4 separate regions of the Homo sapiens genome follow, and regions 2, 3 and 4 are each linked to region 1. The links are chromatin contacts, found by Hi-C or POLR2A ChIA-PET in ENCODE. All regions are on one chromosome and are shown on one strand. Each heading gives the region's core, a stretch centred on a gene start or an enhancer-like site at or near the end of the contact. The rest is flanking DNA. Distances are from core to core; before and after follow the strand shown. Region 1 holds the start of MEIS2 (Meis homeobox 2). Region 2 holds the start of LINC01852 (long intergenic non-protein coding RNA 1852). Region 3 has its middle 150 kb from the start of CDIN1. Region 4 holds the start of CDIN1 (CDAN1 interacting nuclease 1).

Region 1 (3,686 bases), core at 461-2,960:
GGAGTCTCTGCAGGCTGCAATCTTAGCCTAGTTTCTGTTGCTCGAAAGCTTACAGTGAAGCAGGGAACATGGAACGGGGGCCAAAAAAAAGAGCCCTCCCACCCGCCCTCCTCCCCGCTCTCTCTCGCTCTCTCTCTCTCTCTCTCACACACAACACACACACAGAGTACTTTATTCTCTCTAATCAACCTCCCCCATCCCACCCTCCCTCCGCGGGAAAGTCGGTTAGACGCGGCTCGCGGAAGACACTACTCTCCACTTCTCAGAATGGGTTCAAAGTTGGGGAGGGATGCGGCTGTTGGAGAACAACAGTCCGCTTTCCACTCTCTGGGCCAGGGACTGGGAGGGCGAGAGCGAGAAGTTGGGGAGAGGACGCGCTTCCAGCGCCTGTCCGCCCGGCCGCGCCACAAGGGGCCGAGGGGCATGGGGGCTGCTGGGCGGCAAGGCTTGCGCGGGGTGACCGTGGCTCCGCCCCCAACTCCGGGCTCGTAGTGATTGACGCGCGGCCGCCGGGAAACCAGCCGCGCAGAGGTGAAGCCTGGTGCAGCTCGGGCCAGGGAGGACAGGGCACCGGCCACAACTAGTTTCCACCCAAACGGTGTGGGGTAGTTCCCTTCGTTTCCTTTTCCTTTTTGGAAAAGTTCTTTCGGAGCTGGCCCCATCTCCCTGACCCCGCGAAATCGCCCCTGTGTAATTAACACAGCCATTAGCAGGCGTTACCGCGGCCCGCCGCTGCGCCTCGGGCGACCACAACAAAGCTGGGCTGTGAGCGCCGGCCACTCCTCCTCGCCCGGCAACTTCTTTCTCCCCCACTCTCTCCGTCTTTTCCTCCTGTGCTTCCCAGCTCTGAGTGAGATCCACTTTGGAGACGCACACTAGTCGCGCGCGCGCACGGGCGCGCGGGCGCGCGCGCGCACACACACACACACACACACACACACACACACACACACACGCCTTTGGCTACATCGGACCCAGATGACTGCCTCCTCACTTCCTCCCTCCCGATTCCGCCGCGGCCCCCAAAGACTCTCGGGGTGGCCCCTTGTCCGCACCGCTTGGAGGGAGTGTGCTCTGAGTTAAGCTGGTCTCTTCTGGTCCTGGAAAAAAATGAGTATTGACAAGGTTGCTGGATCTGCGCAGAAAAGAAAGTGCCACTTAATAAAAAATTTAGCCCGGCAGTGGTACCGTCTGCAGAGCTTGCTGCCCTTGGACGTTAGCAGGAAGCCTTCGGGGTGCTGTAATCGGCGGGCAGAGGAGAGGGAGGCCGCGGAATTAAAAGGAACAAAAGCTAGAGCGCCATGCCAAACGTCCCCGGCAAGACCCAGTTAGGCAGGAGCCGGGAGTGATGGGAAAATGAACTAGAAGTAAGTTTTTTTTTTTTTTTAAATGAAAAGATCTGAGGCGGTACCGTACTTTCCCTGTGGTTTTCTGCAGTTTTCCTCTCTGCGCTCTCCCTGTCCTCTTCTCTCTCCCCCTCTCCCTCTCTCCCTGTTCGCGCGCGCGCGCGCGCAACACACACGCGCGCACGCACACACATACACACACACTCACACACACAGACACACTCTCCTTTTCCTCCCCCCCGCCGTCCCCCATCCCCGTGGAGGAGCAGGCTTGCTGATTTGCTCGGGTCCGCCCGGCTCGAGCCTCCCCTCCCCCTCCCGCCCCCCCGCCTCCCCCACCCCCCCAGCCGGGGCTGTCCGATCGCACTCGTTGCATATCAGAGGCTCGGCGCGGCGCGCTCCTCCTCGCTCCCGCTCCCCACTCCCGGGATGTGTCTCCGCCGTACGACGGGCTATGGCCACCACGACTTCCGGGTTCCGTCATTTCGTTCTCCCGCCGCCGACCCGCGCCGCCAAACTGAGGCTCTTCAATAAGCCAGGCAGCAGCCAACCTGCCAACACCTACTGACACTCACTCATCTCCCAGAGAGAGAAAGAGAGCGAGAGAGAGCGAGCGCGAGAGAGCGAGCGCGAGTGAGAGCGAGCGAGCGAGCGAGAAAGAGAGAGAGGGAGAGACAAAATACCTACCAGGAAAGGGGGGGAGGAAGTCCAATTTTTGCAAACTATTCATTTTTTTTTCTTGATTTTTCTCACTGCTTTCTTTGAACAATACTTTAAAGAGAGAGGATCGTATTATAGATACCGCGGGGGCAAAGCTAAAAAAGGGGGGAGGGGGGAGGAAAAAATTCAAGAAGCAGAAACCCCTCGCGGAGTTTTACTGGAAGAAAAAAACGGGTCTGAAAGATTCCTCCTCTTCATCATCATCAACCATCATTCATTCACTACCTTGACATTCCGGGCTTTGATTGACAGCTGGAGTGGCAAAAAGCCATGAAACACGACAGTTCGGTTACATGTGGGCTGCTGACGGGCCGCTCGTAACCTTCAGTTCGGGGGCTTGACAATTTTTTTCTTCTTTTTCTTCTTTTTCTTTTCTTTCTTTTTTTTTCCAACTGAGGGGAAGAGAAGAGAAAGAGGGGGAAAGGAGGACCGAAGAGGAGGAGGAGGGGAGGGGGGAGGAGGAGGAGGTGGAGGAGGAGGAGGAAGATCAGGAGGAGGAGGAAGAAGAGGAAAAAAGAGAAAAAGAAGAAATATCACAGAAAAAAAAATTCTTCGTTGTCTAGACTGGGCTTTTTTTCCCCCCTAAAAAATAGCATATTGGAGAATTGGGAGAAGTCTCTTTGGTTTGGAAAAAAAAAAAAGGAATCTTCAGCCTAGATCACTTTCTTATCCGGACTGGGATATTAAATATACGACACATCCAGGAGTTTATTGGAGCGCAGACTGATGGCGCAAAGGGTAGGTTTAAATCTCCAACACTTACCTAGATATAAATCCTCTCCTAAGAGGGGCCTGTCCCGATGCCTCCTCTCCCTTCAACGCTTCTGCTGCTGCTCGCTGCTTGATGATGGCGGCCAGTATTTTAAAAAATAGCAAAATTATTCATCGGCTTCTTTCCCTCCCGTGCCTCTGCGTGTGTGCGAGTGTGTGTGCGTGCGTGTGTGCGTGTCTGGGCGCGCGTGTTCCAGCGCTGTGCGAGCGGGCGGGCGGCGAGTGCGTGTGAGTGGTGTGTGTGTGTGCGTGTGCAATCGTTACACGCTTTCGCCTCGCTCCAGCTTTTACCCCAGCAGCGCGATTCCCCCGGTTCTCCTGCTGCCGCTGCTGCGCCGCTGCCGCCGTGGCTCGCGCGGCTCGGGGCGGGCACGGGCTGCGTAGGAGCCGCCGCCGGGGCCGCCGCTGGGGCCGCGCTGCCGCAGCCGCTGCGCCGCCGCCTAGACTACTAGCCTGGGCTGCTTGTTTTGTCTCTGAAATTGACAAGGACGCAGGGAATCCGCTGCTAAATAATGTTTCTGGTAACTTTCACGTTATTCGCCCCCCCACCCTCCGCTCCCTGCCCCCGGGGAGGCACTGGCCCTAGTCTTTCCTAGTCCTCGGCGTTCTCGTGCTGATTATTAGCGTTTTTCTTCTCTTTATTTTGTTTCATTTCGCCTTTTGATTTATTGGATCCTCAGAGGAGGCGAAGGGGGGTTAGGGGTGGGATCCGGGGCTTCCTCCTCACACTAACTCCACTTCTCCCTCCGTTGGCTCGCTACGGTTCTGTTGCCTCCGGCGGGAGCGGGGCCTCCCGGCGCCCCCTCAAATCCCCGGCCTCGCCGCCTCCTCTTCCTTCTCTAAACGTTG
Region 2 (3,686 bases), core at 534-3,033, 970 kb before region 1:
GCACTCCTCTCTCTCTATCTGTGTGTATACTGATTCATTTTGTACATTTAGAAATAACCCATGCAAAGTAATCCTATCTCCATTTTAAGATTGTGAAGGTTTTTTCCTGCAGGACGAAAGAAGTCTTGGAGTAGCAAGTAACCAGTTTTTATTTCGTTGTATTTTTTAGCCACACCAAGGATGCAATACAGTCGGCCCTCTGTATCCGTCAGTTCTGCATCCATGGACTCAACCAACCGCAGATAAAAAATATTCAGAAAATAAATTCCACAAAGTTCCAAAAAGCAAACCTTGAATTTGTCCCACGCCAAGTACTACATTGAATCCAGGAGAATCAAGTGATGTGTAGGCATTGTTTAAGGCATCGTAAGTTAATTTAGAGACGAAGTAAAGTATAAGGGTGGATGTGCATAGGTTATATGCAAATATGTTGCATTTTATATACGGGACTTCAGCACCCAGGGTTTGGGTTATGGGTGGGGATGTGTCCTGGAACCAATCCCAACGGATACGGGGGAATGACTGTACTTTGAAGAGAGAGAGTAGCAATGTTCAAAATGCAGGAAGTGAAAGAAACACAGAGAGCATTCTTTGGAAAGATACTTGAAGGTTTTTTTCTAATCCTCAGCTCAAACCTGGGTTCCCACCCTTTTCCCACCAACTCAGAGAAAACTTTTTCTGACACAAAGGGAGAAAAGAAAACATATTTTTGAACAACACTTTTTTCTTGGAGGCTTTCTTTTTGAAAATTATTTTTAAGTTTGTTTGAGGCAATTTTTACTGGGATGAACCAGCTTCTTTTGGAGGGCGGACAAGTCTCTTCCCCTCTTAGATCTTATCTGCTTCTTATCTGTAAAATGAATGCATTAGGGTTGATAAGTCTTCCTATATCTGGTGTTCTTTGATTCTGCCATTCCCTGTTTAAGCCAGAGCCTAGGAATCTAGATCTGGAGGCTGTTTCTGTTTTAGATTGTGCACTAGAAATTAAGCACACACCGCCCCAACTCCCCCAGCTGCCTGAGACTTAAGAAAAAGTGAGACTGCAGTCCTTTGATTTGGCGTTAGAGCTCTCCGTGGCATTAACCTGTTGTTGGTCTAACCTGTGGGGCCAGAAGAAGTGTGCTCGAAATCTGTGAACATGGTTGCTGAACAAACGCGTTTTGGTTTCTTTCTTTTCCTTTTTTCCTTTTTCCCAGGAGTGAGGAGGGGGAGGAAAAAACTGGTCTTTGTTGTGAAGCCACGGTCCCAAACTTGAACCTAGAGGAATGTTAAAGCTCTGAAAAAAAGTTAGGGAGCAGCCTTGCAATTATGCACTCAGTCACAACAAGAGGGTAAGAACTTTCAAGGCACTGGATTGAAGAGACACAAAAGTCAGGAAATGACCCTTTCGTCGGGATTTCAGAGGCCGCAGAGGAGAAACAAAGTCCTCTCACAACTCGGGAAACTTCGGACCGTACCATCCCGAGGGGGCAAGGGTGGGGGAGGCCGGGAGAGGGCAGTGGAAATTGACATCTTCGTTCTCAACAAGCCGTGAGTAAACTGAGGATTTCCCGGCTGAAAGGACTCAGTGTCTGCCTGTCCCCGGCCCAGAAATGAAAGCGAGTTTCAGCCGATCCTCATTGTGGGGCCTGCTGAAAAAGCAGCCCGGGTCGCCCCGGCCAGCCCCGGCGTCCTGAATCGGAGCCCTGTGCGCGCCAGGCCGGGCCGCGCGCCCGGGTTGCAGGATGGCGTGCCCAGGCCAGCCCATCTGCGGCCGCGGGCCGGCGGGGAGGAAGCGTCCCTGGGGATGAATGGGGCTTTGTTCGTAGGCAGCCGCGGCTACCCTCTGCAGGCCCGGCCCGCACAACAGAGGCTGTATGCGAGAGGAATGGAAATGAGCCTCAGGCCCTGCCGAAGGAGCCCCATCCCCTTCCCCGCGCGGGGCTGAGGAATGCTGGCCAGCCGGAAAGGAACCCTCGCTGGGAACGCCGCTCTCGCGCCTCTGAAACCCCATTGAGAAGAACCCTTTGATGCAATTAAAGCGCATTTCATTGCAGGCCTGGGAGGAGGGAACGACCGGCAAGCTTTTTTCTGTCTCGGACGTGTGTATGCACCTTTGTGGGCCGGGTTACTTAGAGACCAGGCGGGAACTTGAGCTCCCTCTCTCGCAGACGTTCTGTAACATCAGAAAAGCGTACCCATAAACAGATTGGTTTTCACCAGGGGTGGAACTCAATTTGGACACGATCCAGGCTGACCTGCAGGCCGGGGTTCCTACTTTGAAAGGCTCTTTGGTGCGCCTTACACCCACCTTCCCTGCTGTAAAGGTTTAGGCGGAAAAGAAATTGCGTTTGCAGGAGGAAGTTGTTTCTGAGGTTACTGCTCAGCATTTTCCATTTTCTCAGTGGTGGGGTGGGCCGTGTCGCATATCCAGAAGTGATGTCACAGCCAGACCTGCAAAATGATGTAACCTGCAAGTGTTGAAGGACGACGATGGGACAGCTATTTTGATACTCGTATTATTTTATAACATTTCCCTGCTTTTTCCATTGAGACAACTGTGTGACCTCAGAAAATCCACATAGCCTCTCTGAACTTAGTATTTTTGTGTGTGTGTTAAAATGAGTATCACAAAGCCGGAGAACGAATGTGATGAAGTTCTGGGTGCTTGTGGAATTCTTTCTAAGTTGGAGGTGGACACTTTATCTACCTGCACAGGTGGAAGATATGTGGGTCTGGAACTCCGGTAAACAAAAAGATCCTATTGGGACCTCTATTTGGTTGACTTTGTGTCACTTTTTACTAGGGCTAATTGTCTAATGTCTCTTTCCACTAGTGTATGCCTCCTTGAGAACATGAACCTTTAAACAACAACAACAACAATAACAACACGAAGACAAAGTCCTGTCTGCTCTCCCAGGCTAGAGTGCAGCGTGCAATCGTGCAATCGCAGCCTACAGTAAGGTAGAATTCCTGGCCTCAAGCTATCCTCCTGCCCCACCGTGGCCTCCTGAAGGGCTCCGATTACAGGAGGGAGCCACTGCACCCAGCCAAACCTGTCTTTTATTCTGTATCTCCTGTGCCCAGAGCAGTCCCTGGCCCTGATAAGGGTTCAACAAATATGTTGAGTGAATGAACAAATACATTCAGGAGTGTAGGGATTGATACTAACTTGTTGGCTGTTTTCTGTTCCTTATAAATCTAAATAAGAAATAGGGAGAGCATGGTAGGTATTTGGGGTCCTCGGCGAGGCGTAAGTTCAGGAGAAGTTTGAAGGAAAGGGTAGGAAAACATTTTTGAGAGCACAAACATGCTACAAGTGTTTCCTGAAATGCCCCAAAGAAGAGTGCAGCACTCAGGTGGAGGAGTCATTTTTTCCAACTGAGTGGATGGTTAATACTGGCAAACATGAATCATGTTTTATATTCATAAGGAGTGTGCCTAGTCAATCACTGATTCTTTAAACACCCCAGAGAAGCAGGGCGGGAAGAGTAATGGCCATGCATGATGGACATCATTGTTTCTTATACGTTGCTCTAAATGTGTCCCCATGGTTCTTGTTATTTTGGGCCTGGTTTAGACTTCTATTTGGTTGTTTTCCTCTGAGGTCTGGAATACACGAATATGTTTTCCACTCAGAAAATCCAATACACTTTTGCATCCCAATCAGGAAGTTGATAAACATGAGATAGTAGAGTACTTGCTAC
Region 3 (3,686 bases), core at 326-2,825, 670 kb after region 1:
CTAGATGAATTTGATGAGACATAATGACAATAAAGATAAGTAGAGATAAATTCAGTTGAATTGAATCTACTTCTTCTGAGCATTTGGTTCTCAACGATTCCTGTCTCATTCTTGTCAGACTCAAATTAATAACTTTGCTAGATATTTATTACATAGTTAAAGCACCCTGGATGTTTATGTGTCTGTATGTTGGCATGTCTTTGGATCTGAGTTTTGAAAGATTAAAGTTCCAGCCTTTGGAATTTGGATATATGTTAATTAAAACAAAGCAAAATAAGCAAAGGAAAGCTTGGACTTTGATATTCAAAGACTTGATTCACTTTCCTACTTCTGGCCAATTTTTAAATCAACATTCTACTATATATCAGGCACTGGGTATGTCACCTAATTTGTGTGAACTTCAGTTTCTGGATCAGAAAGTTGAAATAAAGAGCATATCTGTTACTCAAAGTTGCTGCTATGAGGAAGAGATGTAACAATGTTTGAGAAAAGCATATTGTGATCTGTAAATTGTTATTACTCTTGTAATTATTAGTGTCAGGTGGACAGAAAGAATGAGAAAGACAATTTAGCTTGGGAGACTAGCATGAATTAAAGGCATGGAAATATAATGACATACAGAATGTTCGAGAATGACCAAAAGGCAGGTATGACTGGGATGTAAGGGTATAGAAGGAAGTTCTTCAGTGGAGCAGCAAAGTGCTTTATGGAGAGCCTGAATGCTGGGTTACAGAGTTTGCGCTTTATTCTAGGTCCAACAGGGAGTCCTTGAGGATTTTGAATGAGTACTACATCTTCTAGAAAAATTATCTCACATGCTAGAAAAGTGTCCATCCATACATTATCAATGAGGAGACCACAGAATAGTTTTATCCTTAAGCACTGAACAACATTTCTCTTTTGTTCTCCTTTTTCTCCTTGCCTGGCCGACATCATTCTTTGACTACCTTCAATAGTTTTCAGCCTTTGATGTACATTAGTAATTCCTGGCCTTTGCTCCAGCCTATTGAATTCACATCTGGGTGGTAGGGCCCAGGCCCTGCATTTGAAAAGTCAGTACAGGGGATTCTGATGTCAAGACAAAATTGAGAGCCATCTTTTGAACTTGTTCTGTACCTATTATCTCCCTGTGATATACAGAGGAGGCTCTTTAAACTGCAAGAAATATCCATACATTACAGTGGTCTATGATGAACATATAAGGGATATAAGAAAGAGAGAAAGCTCAACCACTTGGCCATGACTCAGGGAAACTGAAAAGAGCAGGCAGGGGCACTATGTCTTATGGGACAAGCAGAAACCACAGTATGCTTGAGTGTCCAGATAACTGGATCACAGTTCAGAGATAGGAAGATGACTCAGGATTCAGTAATGTGGGTGTCATCAACTGAGGTCCAGGGGTCCCTTCCCATTTTCTGCAGGGAATATGACTCAGCTACTTTCCCAGTCCCTGCTGGTTTCTCTGTGTGAATATTCACTCTAGCTCCTATTGCCTGGCAGACTTACTCATTATATCCTCAATGGAAATTCCAGAGAGGGACAACTGGATTAGTCCAGTGACTCATGGAGGAGCATCTGCTTTTGATGAAGTGCTTTCTCTTCAGTCGGGCCAATCACGATTGGGAGGCAGCGTCTTGAACGGTGGAATATGAGTAAGAACTTCTACAGAAGAGGCCAGGGCTTCCCAGAAGGGGGCTATTCAGTAACAGTAATTATCAGCAACCTCTATTTAGCACTTGAGCACATATCTAAATATTTTACATATGTGAAAATTCATTTAATTTTCATAACATGCATAATTTAATTGTTTTCATTTATTTGACAAATATATACAGCGTTGCTCTGTAGCAGGCACTGGTCTTAGTACCTTACAGATGTTGACTCCGTTGATAAAAACTTACGAGGTAACTACTATTGTTTTTTTCATTTTACAGACAAAGACAGTCACAGAGTTAACATGTTTTCTGAGGTCATACCACTAAAAGTGGAAAAACAATTATTTGAACCCAGGCACTCTGGCACATGCTTTATGAGATTCATTTCTTTGCACCCTCAGGTAACCCAAGGTGCTAAAAATCTACTTGTTCCTATTATGTATTCCAGGAGATATGTAAGGCTGACACACAGACTGGCGTGAGGAGGGCAGTTAGCCTGGTGCTTAGCTCTGAATGATCTCAGAGATCAGAATCTTTTCTTTTGAAGTTCTATGTATCTGGTACCCAATAAATGCTCAATAAATATCTATTGAATAACTATGGAATAAATGAATGAATAAATAGAATAAATACATAAGAAAATGAGATTTAAAAAACGTGAGCAGTTGAAGTGGAGTTTGAAGAAAGAAATTTTTGGTTGAGTGAAAAATCACATTTGATCATTTGAGAATGATAGTATTAAGAAAGAATGGTACGACTTGACTTCACCTCTTAACCTCCAGAGACTCCACTGAGAGCTAACCTAAATGTTTGAAAGATTTTTCTTCCTAGTCTTCTTAGCTTGTAAAATTTGAGCAATTAGACATGCCAATATTTAGGAAATAGTTGCTACTTTTCTAGCAAGACACTATGAGAATCAGTCATCATTTAGTATTTTGTTGTAAGTCTTGAGCTATAGTAAAAAAAATGTAAGTAGAAAAAGTTAAGTAAAATCGTATTGACTTAATATGTACATTAGGCATATTGGCATTTGAATGGGTTTAAATTTATTCATGCATTTTTAAAGGGAAAAATAGTGATTAAAAGGAAAACTCAGAGACTTTTTTGGGAACATAGTCTTTAAAAAAATTATAAAGAAAACATATTTTTACTTAATCAGCAGGACAAGTATAAGCTCATCAATAAAAATGGGGAGCACAAAATAAAGGCAAAGCAAGGCTGACGACAGCCTGGCTCTATTGTCTAACTGTGGAAGAAGCAGGAAAATAACAGCTGCAGACATGCAATAAACAAGCACAAGGGACTAAGTTGGAGCTTGATGCCAAATTAAACCTGTGCGTGAACCTTATTTGTTTCGTTGCAGTTAAGGAAAGACACTACCATTCAAATAGACAAGCTACATAAGACAGACTACGTATACACTGGAATCAGAGTCTCCAATCAGAAAGGGATTTTGTGTCTCTTTTCCTGTTAAGAACCTGGTTTAGACAGCTCTGCTACCTATAAACATTTGCTCTAATCAATTAGAGAAGGAGAGCCTAAGAAATGGTCATGCAAAATATTCGGACAATGTCACATGATGCCTGAAGACTGCTCTCATTTTAACTGGGATAAAGAGGACATTTCTCCATTCAAGAGCTGCTTCTGATTGTTCTATGTTTCTGATGCATTTTTACTAACGCAATACATAGGGTAATAAGATACTCATGTTACAGACACATTATGTAATAGTCTGTATCGTTTATATCCTTATTTGTTTTCAGGAAAATCAAGTTTTATTTTTACTTCTGTGAAACAATGTCATTTCAACTTATTTATACATATTCCTTTATCAGGAAATAATTTTATCCTGGATATCCCTTTAATGTCTTGCAAAATGTCTCCCCATTCTTTTTCATCTCTTAATATATTTTTCCCACCCCACTACCCAACTGTGGCCAAGATATGGAATATAAATAAATGGAAATATGCAGTAATTCTGGTTTGTAATTGAGAAATGTATATACTCATCACTTTCTTAGCAAGGTTTTA
Region 4 (3,686 bases), core at 796-3,295, 520 kb after region 1:
CCTGGCCTCAAGTGATCCTCCCATCTCGGCCTCCCAAAGCGCTGGGATTACAGGCGTGAGCCACCACACCCAGCCCTAAATAGCTCTTTAATCCCTTCTTTTGCGGATTAGTAGTTCAGCTCTCTCTAAATAAAGTTTCCTGTGGAAGGAGAGTTGTTATTTATTCCCTGTATGGCATTTGGGAGAAGTGAAAAAGATTTGAGTATATCATGAATAAGAAAGAAAAGAGCATAAGAGAATACACCAGACAGAAGGGAGGCTTTTGTAAGTGTTGATTAAAGTAACAGACACTTACTTATTATAGAGAAGACAAGGTATTTGCTAGAGAAAAGAACGAAAAAGAGAAAAAGAGGGAGAGGAAGAGAAAAAAAAGCAAAATTACAAGTGATTGCATACATAGTGAGAGGAGAATATCAAAATGTATGCTCTTTCTTAAAACTGCCCAGAAAAATCTACCTATTCCCTTGGCTGACCAGTCTTCACCCATTTCACTGTTCATGTGCAGAACTGGCAAGAGTTAATGACAGAAAATTAAATTATGTGTCAATTTTGTTCCTTCTTAGCAAGTCTGATAAAATACTAAAGGCTATAAAGGGATAAATATTGCCCTAAATCAAATCTGGATAATATTGAAAAGAGACTCCTTCATTTTACAGACTAGGAAAACCAAGTCCTTCAAAAAGCAAAGTCATAACAGAACTTAAACTTATGCTTCAATTTGTACTTTGATACCTATTATCCAATTACCTTTCTTTTCTCAAGAAATTACTTCTGTCGTGTTTGTTCAGGGACTGAATACGTCAAGGATGGGGAAGCTCTCCATTAGGAATAACCATGCTCAGTGCCACAAAACAAAATGGTACAGGTTTGGATTTGGTTTTTCATTAGGAAAAAAGTAAACAAACATTCTCTGCTTTTAACACAACATAAATACAGTGACCTGGTTGTCCTCAACTGGTTCCTCATGTAATGTTGGGGTCTCAGTTTCCACTTCATTAAAATGAGAAATCTACATAATTCCCAAAGTCCTTTCTTAGAAAGTTGGATAATTCTAAAATCGCTGAAAAAAGAAGTGTTTGGGGGAGGAAGTATGAAATACACCCGGAATGTGTGTATGCATAACATATATGGAGAAACTTTAGATCTGGTTGTTCAAATGGCCAATGACCCAAGAGTGGAATCCCTGGGTACCCTGCTCTCTGATTGGATTGAGAACCCTTGAGGTCACTTAATTCCACAGTTAACAGTACAAGCCACAGTCAAACAGTATGAAGCCGCTTTACCTCTATGCTCCCTTGTTTGTTTCCAACGGCCAATTGAAAAGGGTCCTCCATTTGCTCCTTTCGAATCTACAATTCATATTCCCACCCATCATTCATTCCTACTATCTGTCAATTAACCTCTGGTCATTTATGAAGCACCTACTATGTTCACCCATCACCTAGCACGTACCACGTTTTCCATAAATATCTGTTGACTTGAATTTAATTGCAAGGCCTTGGAAGGCTGCCATGAACTCACCGTTAAGAGTTTTGTGTGGAAGGCGAGTGAAAGAATAAACCTTTTTTCGCCAACCTCGACCTCCTAACGCCTGACACTGGTGTTCCTCCCCACTCATGTGTGACACGTGGTTCCTAAGCGCTGCCTGGGCGGCCCAGGCACTGCTGCTGCAGGCAAAGGGCTGTGAGAGGGGAGAGATGGACACTTACCTGGGAAACCTCTGCTTCAGCTTCCTCAGGCTCTGCCTGGTAGGCGGCACAGACACTAGGCACTGGGCTATCTCGTCGTACTGAGCTTTGGTCAGTATCATGTTGGGCCAGGGACCAGGAGGTGGCGGGAACAAGGAAAAAACACCCTGGGGCTCAAGTAGCCTTGGTGCCGAGGGATGAGGGGTAGGCAAAGCGGCACAGGCCCGGGTCCTCGCCTGCTTGGCTTGCCCCAATCCCCCCTGAAACACACCCCTAGCTGCAAAAGCGGGGCGGAGACTCGCCCGGTCCCAGGCTCCACCGGCACCTCCGCGGCGGGGACTGGCTGTACACCAGAGTGCCCTAGCTTGGCTTACTGAGCAGCCGCAGTGGTGCGCCGAAGGCAACTAGCCGCCATGTCAGTTAAGGGCAAACCAACCAGGAAGTAGCGGCCGCCCTTGGAAAGGCGCCGCGCCAGAGTTTCAGTAGGCAGGTAGGAATCCAGGGCATCGCCCACCTAGGATCAAAGGGTCAACAAGGGATGCTTTGTACTCTCCCAATTACTAGAAGCCAGGGCGGCCTGACGCACAGACCAGGCGGCAGGTCTCACGAGTGCCCCGCGATCCTTCAGCGTGAGCCCCCGAAAGCCCCTGCCAGAGCGCGCGATTTGAATACACTTCCTAACGCGCCAGTTTGAGCGCTCCTCGGAGCGTGGACTGGCCTGCCGAGAAACCATGTCTTCACTCTACCAAGTCTGTCATGGTCCGAGCAGGAAAACTCACTAGGGTCGCTGTAAACATAATTTGGCTTGTGTTGAGGAAGCCCTACAACTTCTGTACATCGCGTGGAAGGCAGTTTTGTCCTTGTTGAGAAACAGACTTGAAACAAATCCGACGTCATCAAACAGCCGGCAGTAAAGAATGTCACTTTTGGCCGGGCGCGGTGGCTGACGCCTGTAATCCCAGCACTTTCGGAGGCCGAGGCGGGCGGATCACGAGGTCAGGAGATCGAGACCATCCTGGCTAACACGGTGAAACCCCGTCTCTACTAAAAATACAAAAAATTAGCCGGGCGTGGTGGCGGGCGCCTGTAGTCCCAGCTACTCAGGAGGCTGAGGCAGGAGAATGGCGTGAACCCGAGAGGCAGAGCTTGCAGTGAGCCAAGATCGCGCCACTGCACTCCAGCCTGGGCGACAGCGAGACTCCGTCTCAAAAAAAAAAAAAAAAGTCACTTTCACTCCTTGCAGTTAGCTGCTCAAGGTCTAAAATCGCATCTTATTGTAACCCCAGTTCTCAGAAAATAGTAGGCGCTCAATAAATGTTTGGAGTAATGAGCCAATCTTTTTTTATTTTCTATATGTATTGTGAATGGATCTCAGTTCTCCTAAAGCAATTTGTTGGGATATCAGTCCCTCATTTAATCTCTTTTCTAAAATCTGTTTGGTTCTTAGAAGGTCATGTGTTGTGTTTCTCTTCTGATTTCAACAATTTAAGCAAACTAAAGCAAAGGTGCTTAGACTTTAGAGAACCTGTAAGTGGTTTAAAATTTTTCATCTGGAATAATGCCTGGGTTGGAAGTTTTAGATATACCTCCTTGAATAAATTCCTTAATCCATCGAAGCCTCATTTCTTTTGTCTGTAAAACTGATTTAATTCATGGAGGTGTTTTATTTGTGTATGTTTGATGTAGAGATGGAGTCTTACTCTGTCGCCCAGGCTGGAGTGCAGTGGCTCCATCGTGGCTCACTGCACCCTCGAACTCCTGGGCTCCAGCGATCTTCCCACCTCAGCCTCCCGAGTAGTTGGGACTACAGGCACATGCCACTACACCTGGCTAATTTTAAAATTTTTCTCTAGAGATGAAGTCTCGCTTTATTGACCAGGCTAGTCTCAAACTCCTGACCGGAAGTGATGCTCCAGCCTCTACCTCCCAAAGTACTGGGATTACAGGCATTAGCCACTTCGCCCGGGCATGGGCTGTTTTTAAGATTAACAGGCTGGT

Evidence for each region. A loop is a pair of places that touch in the nucleus more often than their neighbours do. ChIA-PET counts read pairs that join two places held with the same protein, here RNA polymerase II (POLR2A). Pooled maps may share reads with other maps.
Region 2: a map of OCI-LY7 shows a loop between it and region 1 (7-fold over the local background). The contact joins the promoter of LINC01852 here to the promoter of MEIS2 in region 1. A Hi-C loop is called at or near these places in 2 of 168 maps with a recorded cell type or tissue (OCI-LY7 and ascending aorta), 4 of 37 single-sample maps with no recorded cell type and 13 of 50 pooled maps. POLR2A ChIA-PET finds 5 or more read pairs at or near these places in 1 of 52 experiments (OCI-LY7).
Region 3: a loop to region 1 is called in a map of chondrocyte, with 2.7 times the contacts of the local background. The contact joins the enhancer-like site here to the promoter of MEIS2 in region 1. A Hi-C loop is called at or near these places in 1 of 168 maps with a recorded cell type or tissue (chondrocyte). POLR2A ChIA-PET finds 5 or more read pairs at or near these places in 3 of 52 experiments (A549, BJ and MCF 10A).
Region 4: a map of B cell shows a loop between it and region 1 (8-fold over the local background). The contact joins the promoter of CDIN1 here to the promoter of MEIS2 in region 1. A Hi-C loop is called at or near these places in 13 of 168 maps with a recorded cell type or tissue (A673, B cell, HepG2 and 9 more), 26 of 37 single-sample maps with no recorded cell type and 25 of 50 pooled maps. POLR2A ChIA-PET finds 5 or more read pairs at or near these places in 4 of 52 experiments (A549, Panc1, activated CD4-positive, alpha-beta T cell and 1 more).

The regions. Positions count from the first base shown.
Region 1 is chr15:37,098,573-37,102,258 of GRCh38, reverse strand. It overlaps MEIS2 (Meis homeobox 2), which reads left to right and starts at 1,710. Exons shown (of 12, transcript NM_170675.5): 1 at 1,710-2,804. The coding sequence starts at 2,793. It overlaps LOC124903465 (a long non-coding RNA gene), which reads right to left and starts at 3,011. Exons shown (of 2, transcript XR_007064581.1): 1 at 2,830-3,011; 2 at 1-2,458. RefSeq lists silencers at 340-479, 2,929-2,988, 3,139-3,338 and enhancers at 1,180-1,459, 1,710-1,869.
Region 2 is chr15:38,071,087-38,074,772 of GRCh38, reverse strand. LINC01852 (long intergenic non-protein coding RNA 1852) reads left to right here and starts at 1,783. Exons shown (of 3, transcript NR_147201.1): 1 at 1,783-2,725; 2 at 2,816-2,943. RefSeq lists an enhancer at 1,440-2,305.
Region 3 is chr15:36,426,145-36,429,830 of GRCh38, reverse strand. No RefSeq gene overlaps it. Among named protein-coding and RNA genes, the nearest start is that of CDIN1, 150 kb to the left of the region's middle. RefSeq lists an enhancer at 785-1,984. Within about 2 kb of position 1,575, at least 6 of the 41 ENCODE cell types and tissues checked have a DNase peak (open chromatin) inside an H3K27ac peak, as active enhancers do.
Region 4 is chr15:36,577,985-36,581,670 of GRCh38, reverse strand. It overlaps CDIN1 (CDAN1 interacting nuclease 1), which reads right to left and starts at 2,045. Exons shown (of 11, transcript NM_001321759.2): 1 at 1,710-2,045. The coding sequence starts at 1,810. RefSeq lists an enhancer at 1,807-1,926.